2 separate regions of the Homo sapiens genome follow, and region 1 is linked to region 2. A link is a loop called in an ENCODE intact Hi-C map of the cell type or tissue named here. Cell type or tissue: gastrocnemius medialis. All regions are shown on one strand. Each heading gives the region's core, and the rest is flanking DNA. Links, peaks and the distances in the headings are about the cores only. Region 1 has its middle 160 kb from the start of LRIG1. Region 2 has its middle 240 kb from the start of KBTBD8.

The links. Peaks named below come from ENCODE experiments on the same cell type or tissue, not always from the same donor. Only the 100,000 strongest peaks of a DNase experiment are listed, where the experiment ranks them.
Region 1: it touches region 2 in a loop (2.7-fold over the local background); 1 of 110 quality-filtered maps calls a loop at or near these places.

Annotation. Positions count from the first base shown.
Region 1 is chr3:66,663,333-66,667,728 of GRCh38, forward strand. No RefSeq gene overlaps it. Among named protein-coding and RNA genes, the nearest start is that of LRIG1, 160 kb to the left of the region's middle. In gastrocnemius medialis, for the core only: no CTCF peak of the experiment used is centred there; a DNase peak (open chromatin) is centred at 1,869; H3K27ac peaks cover 1,490 bases.
Region 2 is chr3:66,758,753-66,763,148 of GRCh38, forward strand. No RefSeq gene overlaps it. Among named protein-coding and RNA genes, the nearest start is that of KBTBD8, 240 kb to the right of the region's middle. In gastrocnemius medialis, for the core only: no CTCF peak of the experiment used is centred there; a DNase peak (open chromatin) is centred at 2,539; H3K27ac peaks cover 2,703 bases.

The DNA of each region.
Region 1 (4,396 bases), core at 279-4,278, 95 kb before region 2:
GACAGATTAATTAAATCAATTCCAGTTTACATTTTTTATCCTATTCTAATTTAGAAACCATCAGCTAAGACTTAGAAAGCTCAAAAAAAAAATCAAAAACAATAAAAGGCCAAACTCCTAAGTGTATGTAAAGAAAATACAAATTTGGCAGGGCGTGGTGGCTCAAGCCTGTAATCCCAGCACTTTGGGAGGCCGAGGTGGGCAGCTCACAAGGTCAGGAGTTTGAGACCAGCCTGACTAACATGGTAAAACCCAGCCTCTACTAAAAACATACAAAAATTAGCCAGGCATGGTGGCGTGCGCCTGTAATCCCAGCTACTCGGGAGGCTGAGGTAGGAGAATTGCTTGAATCCAGGAGGTGGAGTTTGCAGTGAGCTGAGATCACGCCACTGCACTTCAGCCTGGGCAACAGAGCAAGACTCCGTCTCAAAATAAACAAACAAACAAACAAATTTGCCAAATGTTTGCCAGCACCAAGGGTACTGGTAAGTTCTTCTTTCCATTTCCCTTCCAAATGCTGCTGCTCATTATACTACTTTTCCCTTAATTTGATTTAGAACTCATATGCAGTCTGTACTATGATGTTCTTGACTACTTGCTGTACAATTTATCTTATTCTATCAGGTCATTCGCTTACTTAACTCAATGAATATCTCTTGGGTATCTACCACATGCCAGGTGCTGTGCTAGGCAGCAAGGATCCAATGGTGTACAAAACAGGTCCTGCTCTGGTCTTCATGAAACTTATAATAGGTACTTGGTCATCAACTGGGCTAACAGAAGACATCAGATCTATATATTTAACCTGGTTTCTTTCTGTCTGTGTGTGTGTGTGTGTGTGGTTTTTTCTGAGACAGCATCTCTCTCTGTTGTCCAGGCTGGAGTGTAGTGGCATGGCCATGGCCCACTGTAGCCTCAACTTCCTGGGCTCAAGTGATCCTCCCACCTTAGTACCCTGAGTAGTTGCGCACCACCATGCCTGGTAATTTAATTTTTTTTTTTTTTTTTGTAGAGACAGGGTCTCACTATGTTGCCCAGGTTGTTCTCAAACTCCTGGTCTCAAGTGATGCTCCTGCCTCAGCCTCCCAAACTGTGGGCATTACAAGCATGAGCCATCATGCCTGGCCTCTGGTGGTTTTTGTTCAAAGTAATATTTGTAGCTAGTCACAGAAACATTGACTAATATCTACTGTTCATCAAGGGAAGGTACGTAGGGCTGTAAAGATGTCCTCACCATTTCATCCTCATAATAACCCACTTATTCCCAGTACACAGAGGAGGGAATTTGACTCCAAGCCCACACAGCAGACCAGGCCCTAACTTCTCTCTCTTTTTTTTTTTTTTTTTGTTTTTTTTTGCTTTTCCCCTTGAAATTATTTAGTGGATTGTGCGTATTATCACATCAGTCCTATTCCTTCTGGTTTAAAATCTCCTCTGTTTCTTGGTGGTAATTTTCACCATCTGCTCCGACATCCCCTTGATCTTGATGTCACATTGGAAGAGAACTGATAAATCAGTGCCTGCAAGGACCTATGATGGTACCAAACAGAGAGAGAGTAGAGTCTGTCAATGAAAATCTTTCAGAACTAAAAGTCTGCATCTCTGACAAAGGGCTTTCAGGTGCTGCAGCAAAGATGGTTTTTCGTAAGTAAATTTGCTCCTTCTTCCTTAGCAATGGAACACTCATTCTTTAGCTGAGATCATGACCCTCATGGATGACATCTCTTAGTTTCCTTTGCAGCTAAGGTGACCATGTGATTAAGGTTTGGCTAACGGTATGCAAGAAGAGCGGTCTGTGCAACCGCCAGGAACTATGCCCTGAAAGAAAGGTGATGTGTCTTTTTATAGCTGTTCCTTTTGGCTAGAACACAGACATGAAGGCTGGGGCTCAAGCGGCCAGATTGGAAGTAGTGTGCTGATGATAGTGGAGCAGGAACTTGGAAGGAGATTGTATCTGATGATCAGGGAGCACCTTACCGGCCCTGGACTGCTTACCTTTGGACTTTGTGTAAGAGAGAAATCAACTTCAATCTAGGTTTTGTGACTTTAGGTTTTGTATTACTAGCAGCCTAATTTAATCCTAATGAAACAGGCACTATAACAGGAAATAAGAATATCAGCCAGTGACTTTCCTGGTATACTTGAGTCAGGGAATTACTGGTTCTGCCTGCTTATGATGCTTATCCATATACTGTCCTTAAGCCAGAATGAAACTTGACTAGGAAACTGGGCTTATGAATGATCAGAATGTATTCCAGCAATTGTATTTCAGGTGGCAAAACCCCTGCTTCTGGAAAGTCCTGGGAGAGTCACCTGCCCCTCAGTCTGGCCTTGGTATAACTTTCCCCTTGGGAAGCACATGTCTGTGAAAGCAGCTATTGCCTCTATCACCCCAGCCTCTAGAGTCACTTACCTAGCCCGGAGGAGTTACAAACTACCGTAATTGTCTCATATACAAAATGACTTTGTAAAAAGAAGCCCAGAAAACAGAGAACAAAGAACAGGATCAGAGCTTCAGTTTGAAAATATTGCTACAGAATGGATTTGGGCTGGGGGTGGAAAATTGGGAGCAGGGAGAAAAATTAGGAAGGTAATGAGATAATCCAGGAGACAAATGTTGAGTGCTGGAGCTAACGCATTGGGAGTAGAAATGTAAAGGAAGCAACAGCTTAATTAGAATTGTTGTGGGCATGAGATTACATAGTGATTATTCATAAAGGGAAAAGAGGGCAAAAAAATGAGAGCCAGTAAAAGAGATGGAGAAGGTAAAACTATAGGGGTAGGAGGAAAAGCAAGAGGGTGGGCATCACAGAACAGGGTACGTTTTAAAGAAGGGAGTGGTCAACAGAGTCCAAAGTACTAAAGAGGTCAAGAAGGATAAGGAGAAATTATATCAACTGGCTTCTATTGGTTTTGGCAATATGGTGGCCATTGGAAACTCCATCCTGAGCAGATCTGCTAAACTAATGTGCATGGAAGCCAGATTGCAGTTGACTGAGGGATTAAGACCTTTCTCCATCCTAGAATAAAGGAAGGAGTGGGATGAAGGGTCATTTCTTTGGGATTACAGGAACTGCTAACACAGACATCAGGTGAAAGCAATTCTTACAAGAATCTTGGTTTGATATCTTAGAACACTTTCAATTCATACTGATGTTGTCTTTGGCTCACTGGAAATGGTATGAATAAAAAAACTTCAGCATTTTGACTGACCTCAACTTTTTGGATGTTTTGACTACTACCCAGTCAGTTGGGCCAAAATCAACTAAGAAATTATGCACATGGGTGTGATAGTTAAATACAAAATGTTTACTGTCTGTCCCAAGAGATAGTAAGGAAAAGTTCTGTTAATTAGGTCCTGTGTACATTTCCATTATCATGGCTAATTACCTGTTTTATTCAATGATATACTTTGTTAATTACCACTAGTGCTCTTGGTTCTCAGCCTATTTTAAACATCTTACAATGCTTTCTTTATCTTCTAGGTGTAATTACCAGCCTAGCTTTTGTTTGTATTAAGAAGGCAAGATACATGGAACACGATGTGCAAATTACAGAAGCTACCCCGTCTTTGCGCTTTAAATTGAGAAATGTGGTCAGAAACTGGTCACATTTTAGAGTTAGAGGTGAAGTTATTAAGGTTATTTTGTGCAGCAGTTCTCACCCCAGGAGCAGACAAAAGATTTCTTGGTGGAACATGGGAATTTTATTCTATAAGACAGAATCAGATGTTACTATCAAATACATTTCTATACTACTACTACAGTTTTGATCCTCAAAACTTTTCATGTGTGGCCACTATGACAACAAAATGTCTATAACATTGTGTTTCTCAGAAAAAAGTAGACTTTTGATTTCTATCACAAGTTCCAGGTTGTTGAAAGAGTGATTGATGGTTTATGAGATATTTGAGGCATTATCTGCATTTTACAAGGGGAAAAACTAAAGTCCATCTGGAGGACAAAGGACCTTCACAGAACTGCCAGTTGTGGAAACAGCAAAGTTAGAACTGAAATTCCTCCCTTTTCTTTCCACTAACCTGAACCCCACACAGTCCATGCTGAAAAGGGAGGATAGGTGAGGTTCTGGGGTCACACAGACCTTGCTTTGAAGCCTGGGTCCCTCCCCTCTAAATCTCACTTGCCTCATCTGGAGAATGGGAAGGACAGTAGTTGCCACAGTACTGGGATTGTTTTGATGATTAAATGAAAAAACGTATGGGCAGTTCTCACCTTGTGCTTGGCACATGGTGATTTCCCAACAAACATCAGCTGGCTTTAACAACACAGACCCAGAGCTGGCTGTGGCTTTGCTGGGTGCCCCAACTCCAGAAAAAAGTCTAGCATCCCTGTAAATGGAAATGTGATCAGTCTTCACCAGATTGGCATCTATTTGC
Region 2 (4,396 bases), core at 241-4,240:
GGACTCTCTAAGAAGTGGATCACGCCTGTAATCCCAGCACTTTGGGAGGCCGAGGCGGGCATCATGAGGTCAGGAGATCGAGATCATCCTGGCTAACATGGTAAAACCCCATCTCTACTAAAAAAATACAAAAAAAATTAGCTGGGCGTGGTGGTGGGTGCCTGTAGTCCCAGCTACTCGGGAGGCTGAGGCAGAAGAATGGCGTGAACCTGGGAGGTGGAGCTTGCAGTGAGCCGAGATTGCGCCACTGCACTCCAGCCTGGGCGACAGAGCAAGACTCCGTCTCAAAAAAAAAAAAAAAAAAAAAAAAGAAGTGGATTGGTGATGTGTTTAGGCCTCCAGCAAAACTGGCTACTTAAGAGGGAAAATGAGAATACAGGCAAATTTTGTGTTTATACATGCACATACACACATACACATAATTTTTCTCTCACTTTGTCTGTAAGGTAAAGGAGTAGGGAAACCATAGTCTTGTAGCGTGAAAGGTTCTTAATGCCTACCTACTACTGTGCCATCTTGCTTAGGAACACATTATTTTCCTCTAGGTTACTATAGAACAGTCTATGTTGTGCAAAGAAATCACAAACAGGCATGTGTCACAACTCAGTCATAACACATCCCTCTGGTTTTCTGGAGCTGTTAGATCTAGCTCCATTTCCTTCCTCTGTCCTTACCTTACTTCAAGGTCAAACAGTCTGGGTTAGAGCGCTTGGTGACAGAGTAAGAAAGAACCGTGTTTGAGGTGGACTTGGGTTTTAGTCTCAAATTCAGCATCTACTCCAAGGCATTTGTCCTCCATTATATTTCAGATCTGAAGGTCATTTCACAGTTTCTGAACATCGTCACACAAATTCGTGTTTGAAATTCACAAGATAGTAAAGTTAAGGTAAAGATTATTTTCTCCAATATGTATTATTGTCTTCAATACGTATTACTCTAAGATTATTTCTCCAATATGCTAAGATTCAAAGAGATAAAGTGGTCTTGACAAACAGCACAGCTAGGGGAGTGGCAGTCGATGTCCGAGGATTCTAAATCCAAGGCTTTCCCTTCGACACCACATTGTGTCTTTCAATCAACAAATGCTTTTTCTAAAAAACATCTAACATGTGCTTGATACAGCGATGAACAAAGCCGACAGTTCCTGCTCTCCTGGAGCTTACATTCTACCGGGGTCACTTTCTGAATGAGTTACATCAGTGGTTCTTTTTTTTTTTTTTTTTTTTTTTTTTTTTTTGACAGGGTCTGGCTCTATCGCCCAGGCTGTAGTGCAGTGGCATAATCTTGGTTCACTGCAACCTCTGCTTACTGGGCTCAAGCCATCCTCTTACTTCAGCCTCCTGAGTAGCTGGGACTACAGGCACACACCACCATGCCCAACTAATGTTTTGGTATGTTTTGTAGAGATGGGGTCTCACTATGTTGCCCAGGCTGGTCTCAAACTCGTGAGCTCAAGCGATCTGCCTGCCTTGGCCTTCCAAAGTGCTGGGATTTCAGGAATAAGCCACCACACTCAGCCAGTGGTTCTTAACTAGGGGTGATTCTGCACCCTAGAAGACACATGGAATGTCTGGAGGCATTTTTGGTTGTCACAGTGGGAGGGGAGGTGCTACTGGCATCCAATGGGTGGAGGGCAAGAATGCCACTGAAAATCTTACAATCCACAGGACAGTCCCATTCAACAAAGAATTATCCAACCCCAAATGTCAACAGTGCTGAGGCTGAGGAATTCTGAAGTGAATCAACGATTCTCTTCAATCTACGTATAAAGAATAGAATCTAAAATTCAGTTTAAAGTAAGAAACACCAAATATACATGATGTTGGTTCTGTCATGTAGAAACTGTATGGTGAATTGAAATAGGAAGTTGAAGAGATTTCTCCAAAGGAAAAGTTTTAAAAACACTAATTCAGGCAATGTGAAAGAAGATTTGTCCAGCTACAAGCGAGACTGATAAATTGCTGTAATAACAACAATACGCTACTTGTAAATACTGTTTTCACGTTATTGTGGCCTCTGAATTTCCCAGTAGTCCAGTCAAGGAAAATGAGAACCACATACTCAGATAACTAAAGACCTGCTCTTTGCATGAAATTAAAACATCACCATTGCATATTCCGGGAACCGACTTTTTTTTTTCTCACTTTGTGGCCCAGGCTGGAGTGCAGTAGTATGATCTCGGCTCACTGCAACCTCCACCTCCTGGATTCAAGAGATTCTCCCACCTCAACCTCCAGAGCAGCTGGGATTACAGGTGTGAACCACTGCACCTGACTAATTTTTTTGTATTTTTAGTAGAGGTAGGGTTTCCCCATTGGGGCCTGATTTTTTAACTTAAATGTCTAACTTCTGCAAAAGCAAGGAATCCTTGCAGGTAAAAAAAAAAAAAAAAATAATACAAGTCTTAGTAAGACAGTGGGATAGCTAATTCTAGAGTTTTCTTTTCCAAGCCGAGAGAGTAAAGTGGAAGTGAGGTTACTGTCCTGAGCCTTGCAACTATGACCCTCAGGGCTATCTGGTTACCCGAGGTGGCACTGTTTACCAGGGCTTGGAGCAACAGCTTTCTCAGGCCTTGACAGATAGAAAATGGCTTGTCCAATTGAGTCTTCCCTTCTTTTTGGTAGTAACGAGCCAGGCTTTTCCTTAAACACAAATTTTTGGACGCTAATCAACTCTCATGGAAAGAATGAACAGGAAATTGAATAATAATAAGCTAACCAGTAGCTAGGAATAAGTTTTAACATTATATTTGCACCCATAAACATGTGTGACCTTAGACAAGTTATTTTGGCCCTCAATTTCCTCATATGTAAAATGAGAAGGGTGGATTAGATGTCTTATGAAATCCTATGAATCACAAGTTGAGAAAATAAATGATGCTCGTTGCGATTAAGAAGTGTTCACGATGATTCCATTCTCCTCTTCTTGCTCCGTCTCTCTCTTCTGCTTGATTTTCAATACAAAGTTTTGCTTTGTTTTGAGACAGGGTCTCACTCTGTTGCCCAGGCTGGAATGCAGCATTGCGATCTCGGCTCACTGCAACCTCCACCTCCCAGGTTCAAGCAATTCTCCTGCCTCAGCCTCCTGAGTGGCTGGGATTACAGGTGCATGCCATCATGCCCAGATGATTTTTGTATATTTAGTAGAGACAGGGGTTCACCATGTTGTCCAGGCTGGTCGTGAACTCCCGACCTCAGGTGATCTGCCCACCTCGGCCTCCCAAAGTGCTGGGATTACAAGCATGAGCCACTGCGCCCGGCCAATATAAAGTTTTAAATAAAATAAACAGAATGCCATTTTTTTTCTGAAAAAAAGTGAACTGATAACACTAGGCTGCATGAGCTCTTATCTTGGAGTCAAGTGCTAAAAATCTAAATCAGCAATAAAAATACATAAATAAAAAGCTGGGAGTTTACAGAGCAAGGGCAGAGGTTGTGCCCCTGTCTGATTTTACTCTGCTTGTGGTCAAGGTTGCCTTTTGTTACAAGTGAGCCCAATTACAATCTCTGGAGGGCCCTGCGCAACCCACTTATTGTGATTAAAAGGTCACTTGAAGCCCTGTCTGAGTTGTTTATCTTACCAAAGGTGGTAGAGGTTGCAGTTAAATGTACAGGTATTCTCAGGATCTGGAATCTTTATTTTCTTTGGGTGTTTGTGTTTTGGGGGCTGGTGGCTAGGTTGATCCTGTCAGTTTAGGAGGGTGTGTGTGTTTGGCACAGGCCTCAAATCAAAACCAGCAACTTTGGTTTACAGACTTTCAATCTGCAAAGTTTTTCTGAAGACACTCAGCTTTCCAATTTATCCTAAGTTCTAGGGGGATTCCAATAAATGACTAGCAAATCCAAGAGCGATGCTGTCACTCTCTCCGGTGAAGACGATGACAGGGCCCTCCTTGGTTGTCTGGCAACCTGATGACTTCCCTTGGCCCTGAAACTCTCCCACCAACTTGAATGAAAGAGGTAACTTTCGGGAAATCCTTGGACCCTGGGTCTGTTGCACCCCAGCTGGCTTCCAGAGCCTTGGTTTTCATACCTCACTGTGGTCTGGGAAATTCCTCAGAAAAATTTGTTAAGACAATGTTTTTATCAGTGGATCGTATCAGAAAGTAGGCAATTTTCATTTCAGGGATGAACAAGACAAATGGAGCGTTCCTTACCCACGGCAGGAATAAAATATGCAACTTATTATCCAGTAATAAGGCTCAGATTAGAAAAATTGGTTATTATTTTATGGCCCTTAATGAACCAGGTCAAGCAAACTCGATGCTCCCAAGTAACCCTGAAACCAGGTGGTTCTAGCTCTTTAGGCTCCCTTCCCAAAAATCTGTACAGCAGCTTCCTGGAGCTGGCTGGAAGGAGTTGAGACTGTTGGAATTTGGCCTGGGTCTGTAAGTCTT